2 separate regions of the Homo sapiens genome follow, and region 1 is linked to region 2. A link is a contact called in ENCODE Hi-C data. All regions are on one chromosome and are shown on one strand. The core of a region is the stretch at or near the end of the contact, and the rest is flanking DNA. Distances in the headings are between cores, read along the strand shown.

Region 1 (3,335 bases), core at 19-2,518, 470 kb before region 2:
TCAAGATCATTTGTAGGGCTTTTATCCAGAGATGTGATGAAACAATGCTCCAAACTCTAGGACTCCTTATGCAGTGATAGGAGAAAAACAATGACCAAACACTTATGAAACATAGGTAGTTAGATTTCTTTGAATAAAATTACCATTTTTTAAATGTGAAACATGTCTTTAAGACTCCTGCATGTTAAGGTCAGCAGTGATTAATTTAGAAACTGTGAATGTTAATTGAAGGCACAGTTTCTTCTGGAACCTTTTAAACGTTTGACTCATGCTGGTTAATTAGAAGGGCAAAAATCACTCCATTGTGTAAATATAGGGAGAGCTTCTTTTCCCCACTAATGTGAATACATATTTGTTGGGTTGTATGAAAGGAGAGGAAGTAATTAGCCAGGTGAAATGGGTAAGGTGACAATGACTTTGAGATTTCAAATTATTTCCAATCTTAGGTTTTACTGAGCTGTGCCAGTATACCTGGTCCTAATCCAATAGAGAGTTAAAAACCAATGTTCTAATGCTTTAATAAGGTTGGAATTATACACCATGGTTTTGTATCCGTAGATAGGTAGCCAAAGCATTCTAAGATTTCCTCCTGCCATAATTTTTAATCTAACTAGTAAATTATATAATCTACAAAAGACTGCAATGGCCAAGTCTTGGAAGTATCAGTTACTCAGATGAAGCCATTTCTTTGTATTTATTGTTGGTTTGACCAAACCTAAAATTGAAGAATTTTTCGGAATTGTCCTTGCTTCTCTTTCAGATAGCCTTTATAAAATGGAAGACATTTATAGAGCATCTAAGATTTGGGATAAAGTTTTCACACCTTCTCCAAATCTTTCTCATGAGGTAGGTGCAACCTAAATAATCAAAGGGAAATAATATCAGGTTGAGAAATGTATAACATTAAATTATTACAGTGTTTGTGTATAAAGTGAGATACACTCACATAAGAGTTGTTACGCTTACATGGCAGACCCCTGGGGCCCTTCCTAGGAAAATTCACGGCAAATCACGGTAGTTCAGTATCCCTCCTCATCACTACCATCCTAAAGAGGTAAAATCTATTAAAATCAGCACTGAGGGCAATAGTGGCAGAGAGAAGGCTGAAAGAGATCATGGCTGTAATGCTATGGTAGTGGAGATCAGGGTGTGGTTATGAATTGATGAATTGTGTCTTCTTGCATCAGTGCTTTCTTCGTTCCTCTTTTCTCTTCTGTACACTCCCATCCTGAGTCACTGGAAGTCTTTGAATGCCTGGTTTCCGGAGGAGAAAATCATCTCATAGTGTCTCGATTTGTCATAACTAGACATAATGACTAAGAACCAATTTCAGTTTTCTAGCTTTTGTTTTTTGTTTGTTTTAATTCACAGTTATGTAGATATAGCCATTGAGTAGAAGTTATAGAGTCAACCCACTTCTATTTTGGATGTGTTTCCTCCTGATAAGTTGAGCATGAAATCTAAATCTCATGAATTTTGAGTAAGTTATTTTGAAGTCTATATACTGTTTAGAGTTTTGACCAAAATAGTTTGTTACAGTATGCTTTGTTTTACTTATTTAAGAGACTATATGGCCAAAATATAAATATACCTAAAACTATAATTTCTAAGTGCACCCATTAGGAAAAAAAGCATTTATCAAATATTTTCACATATATTTTAAAATCTCACTTGATACTAGAATAAAATTCCATGTATTTTATTCCCTCAATATGTCATTAAAGCAGAACATGCTGTGAGGAGGAAATAAAAAGAGTTAAGCACGTTTTCATTGTGGAGTTCCACTCTCTATGTATAGAACTCTATATGACGGTCATGGAAATTAAAATGAATTTGATGTTAGCAGTAATTAATTTGCTTATTCTAATAATATAATGAATTAACAGATTTTTGTTCTTATATCAAGTGGGAAATGATTTTATCGTTATGTAAATATAACAAAATGTAAAAATTTTAAGGAAGGACTGCATTTAATAATGATTTAGATAAAACAAGGGGGGTTTTTATTTGGTTTTGGGGGTAAAGATTTTTTTGTTTTGGGGTGTTTTTTGGTTTTTTTTTAGCATTTTAGGTTTGGGGGTACATGTGAAGGTTTGTTACATAGGAAAACTCATGTCATGGGGGTTTGTTATACAAATTATTTTATCACCCAGGGGTTAAGCCCAGTACCCGATAGTTACCTCTTCTGCTCCTCTCCCTCCTCCCTCCCTCCACTCTCAAGTAGACCCCCAGTGTCTGTTGTTTCCTTCTTTGTGTTCATAAGCTCTCATCATTTAGCTTCCACTTATAAGTGAGAACACGTAGTATTTGGTTTTCTTTTCCTGTATTAGTTTGCTGAGGATAATAGCATTCAGCTCCATCCATGTTCCTGCAAAAGACATGATCTCGTTCTTTTCTATGGCTGCACTGTTTGCTTTTTAATGTGGAAGGAAACTATTTTTTTGCCTGTCGAGTTCTGTTACATAGGTTCACAGGCTAAACACATCACCATCACAGTGAGTTGTGTACAAGCTGTGAGTAAAGGAAGGCACCAAATCTCTGTTCAATGTTCCTATTCCTCCCATGAGTTAGAGATGGAGGCATAAGAGTAGTCCTTGAGTAACGGAGAGGTTATGCTCCTCCGTTACTCCATCTAGGAGACCTTATGCTCTGAGAACCATACCACATTCATGTCTAGCCATCTATATATCTAGATTTTTAATGAATCATCTATGTGAGCAATAAGATAGAGGGCTGTAGTAAAGGATTCTTTCAGTCAATGTGAATAATTACACTGAAAGTATTTGCTTTGTCAAACATATTATTAATATATCATAAAAAGTTTTGGGCTAGGCACGGTGTCTCATGCCTGCAATCCTAGCACTATGGGAGGCCGAGGCGGGTGGATCACCTGAGGTCAGGTGTTCGAGACCAGCCTGGCCAACATGGTGAAACCCTGTCTCTACTAAAAACAAAAATTAGCCATGCGTGGTGGTGGGTGCTTGTAATCCCAGCTACTCGGGAGGCTGAGGCAGGATAATCTCTTGAACCCAGGAGGTGGAGGTTGCAGTGCACCGAGATCGCACCATTGCACTCCAGCCTGGGTGACAAGAGTGAAACTTCATCTCCAAAAAAAAAAGTTTTTGATAACATATGTGAATTTATAAGACCTGTCCGGGAAAATGTATGGTCATAAAAGGAAAAAGCATGTGCAATTATTGCTTAGTGTTTTTAGTGTTTCATGAGTAATGGAAAAATAACTGTACAAATATTAATGTGATCAAATGAAACACATTTAAGCAGATTTAAAAACCATAGCAAGTCATCTTTTTCATTAAATAACAGAAAAATTATGT
Region 2 (2,890 bases), core at 89-2,588:
AGGTGATTAGATCATGGGGGCATTCTTCCCCCATGCTGTTCTCGTGATAGTGAATGAGTTCTCAAGAGATTTGATGGTTTTATAAGGCAGTTTGCCCTGCTCTTGCTCACTCTCTCTCACCTGCTGCCATGTAAGACATGCCTCCTTCCCCTTCCGCCATGATTTTCAGTTTCCTGAGGCCTCCCTAGCCATGCAGAACTGTGAGTCAATTAAACCTCTTTCCTTTACAAGTTACCCAGTCACAGGTATTTCTTTATAGCAGTGTGAAAACAGACTAATACACCTCTCTAAGCCACAGTTTGCCCAATCGTAAAACAGGAATAATATCACCTTCCTAGTTTTCAGGGCTTTTACCAGGCAGTAAAGGTCAAATGGCCCAAATCTAATCCTGGCTCCATTGCATATCAGCCGTGTGACCTTGGGCTAGTTATACTGCTTGGTGCCTCTGTCTTCTCATCTGTAAAATGCAGATAAATCTTACATCTTCCGTGTTGGGAGCTCAGTTCAGAGTCCAATAAATGATAACTAATGATATTATTAAATAAGGTCACCTCAATAAAGTGCCCAGCCCTGTTAGGTCCTGCCCTATGTGACATATTCTTACAACTTTTTTAATCTATTAAAGGCTCACTTCACAGTAATGAATTATCTCCCCATTAGTAGTAAATCAGAGGAGAAATGGGGATTTTGTCACATTGTAAAGATGCTTGACCCATCCACACCTCAGTCACAGTTGAAAAGTTCTCAGAATTGGGGGTGAGAGCATAGCTAAAACAATCTAATCAGAGAGTCTGGAAATACAAGGATAAAATTTTCAACTCAGTTCCACTATGAATGTTAGCATGCAACCAACTTTTCAATTTTTGTAGGGCTTCCATTCTGCCGTTGACCAATTCAGAGTATGGTAAAGGTAAGGGATTCACGCATCTCTCTAAGGCGCAGGACATCTGAGTCATCTGCTTCTGCTGTGAAATCTGAATGCCCCTGGAATTTCTCACAAAAATCCCATATTCTCAGCTCCATTATTATTCTGGCTTCTGGCAACCAACAGCAGGAACACGTGGACCCTTGGAGAAGCTTCAGGAATTGTTACCACCAAAGCTCACGTGGGTATGCCTCCCAACTGTTACCACCAAAGCCAGCTAGGATTTTTCTTTCCTTTCCAAACAGTCATCCTCTTTCAGGAAGTAGTTTTTCAAAAATATGCAATCCTTCTGAACAACTGCAAAGTAAAATACACTTAAACATACCAACCTTGTAAAACAGGACCTGGGTGTGGGCAGGTGGAAAAGTGTCATTGTGGGTGTATACGTCTTTCTCAGGATGCACATATCCTGTGTTATTAGTCATGCTGAGGAACTTATATTTAGTCAAAGGAACCTAAATTTAGCCCACAATCTTCTAAAGTGAAATGTTTCTTTCCTCCTACAACATTCAAGCTAACTCACAGGAAACTTTTCATAATGTGTGGCAATATTTATGCTACAAAAATGCCCCCTTGTCTGCTTTCCCATTCATTTTTTTCAGCCAATATTCCCATGCATAGCATTTTGCAGGCTATTGCTCCACTTCTCAGAAACCTTAGCATTCCCTGCTGCAAGTCAAAAATCTCACCAATGGATTTCAACATCTCTTATCTCCTGTCATCTCTCACCAAAGGCCCTGTTCATTCCTTCCTTCCAACAAAGCCAAGCTATATATATTGGATCTGACCCTTAGGACTTAGCTCCCAGCACCTCCAGGTTTGCAGTTCCCCTACTCCCTTACTCCCCACCCTTCTAAGTTCAATCAACAGCCCCTGTCTTCAACATTGAATAACAAGCTAGCTCTGTTGTACACCATGTAGTATCTGCTTATGGATAAACACTCTACTTGGTGTATTACTATTTCCAATCATTTGCACTGTTCATAAAAGCTATATCACTTCGAATAAGAATTGACTTTTTTTTTTTTTTTTTTGAGACAGGGCTTTGCTCTCTCACCCAGGCTGGAGTGCAGTGGCACAATCTTAGCTTACTACAGCCTTGAATTCCTGGGCTCAAGCATTCTTCCCTCTCCAACTTCCTGAGTAGCTGGGACTACAGATGTACACTGCCAGGCCCAGAATTGACCTTTAATGCCCTGCTTTCATGATAAGCACATGGCAAGCCTTAGTAATTTCACCTGAAAATATACAGGTTCCAAGGCATAGACAATCATAAAGACTGCATTTAATCAGTTCAAGGGTTGGTACTGGTACAAACTCCAGTTTCATCTAATATCCTCATAAACACATATTAACTGTCAGTAACATGCTCATTACCCCGGGAGTCTAGACAGTGAAGTACTCAAAGATTTGGGCATGAGTGGACCCATGAGGCCACGTAATAGTCAATGCCACTCCAAGCACCTGAATTAAGATGGATCAAGAGGCTGGAGCTAAATAAAACTGCCTTCTTGAATCTTGCTCTAGCAATCCTTACATACACTGGGGTTCTTAATGGTTTTTTCTGCCTACATCTCTTGAGCAGTCTGTTGAAACCTATGGACCATTCTGAGAATAATGTTTATAAGTACATAAAATAAGAAACATAGGCTTACAAAGAAAAACAGGTATTTCAAAACACAGCACAACTTTTTTTACTGTGTGAAATATATATATGTGCTATTTGATTAATTCATTAAATACCAAGCCCTAACTTTGAGTCTGACAACTACTATAATTTTGAAGTAGTGATACGTGTACATAACATTTCAAGATACCTGCAACATCTGCAATAAGGTAGAAAAATAATCATGATTGCTGTTGGTAACAAAGTCACAGGCACTGCTAATAGTACCAGGGTTTGTTGCCTACATTCATAATTAAAGAAAATGCTAAAATTCTGTGAGAGGTTAGTGAAAACAAAGG

The links. Hi-C counts contacts between places; a loop is a spot of excess contacts on that map. Pooled maps may share reads with other maps.
Region 1: a map with no recorded cell type shows a loop between it and region 2 (13-fold over the local background). The contact joins two enhancer-like sites. A Hi-C loop is called at or near these places in 11 of 37 single-sample maps with no recorded cell type and 5 of 50 pooled maps.

What each region holds. Positions count from the first base shown.
Region 1 is chrX:22,524,429-22,527,763 of GRCh38, reverse strand. All of the region lies in intron 4 of PTCHD1-AS (PTCHD1 and PHEX antisense RNA), which reads left to right. Among named protein-coding and RNA genes, the nearest start is that of CBLL2, 250 kb to the right of the region's middle. RefSeq lists enhancers at 1,308-1,437, 366-1,565. Within about 2 kb of position 1,268, at least 3 of the 41 ENCODE cell types and tissues checked have a DNase peak (open chromatin) inside an H3K27ac peak, as active enhancers do.
Region 2 is chrX:22,059,224-22,062,113 of GRCh38, reverse strand. The region is part of intron 3 of PHEX (phosphate regulating endopeptidase X-linked); the gene reads right to left. Among named protein-coding and RNA genes, the nearest start is that of PHEX, 28 kb to the right of the region's middle. Within about 2 kb of position 1,338, at least 2 of the 41 ENCODE cell types and tissues checked have a DNase peak (open chromatin) inside an H3K27ac peak, as active enhancers do.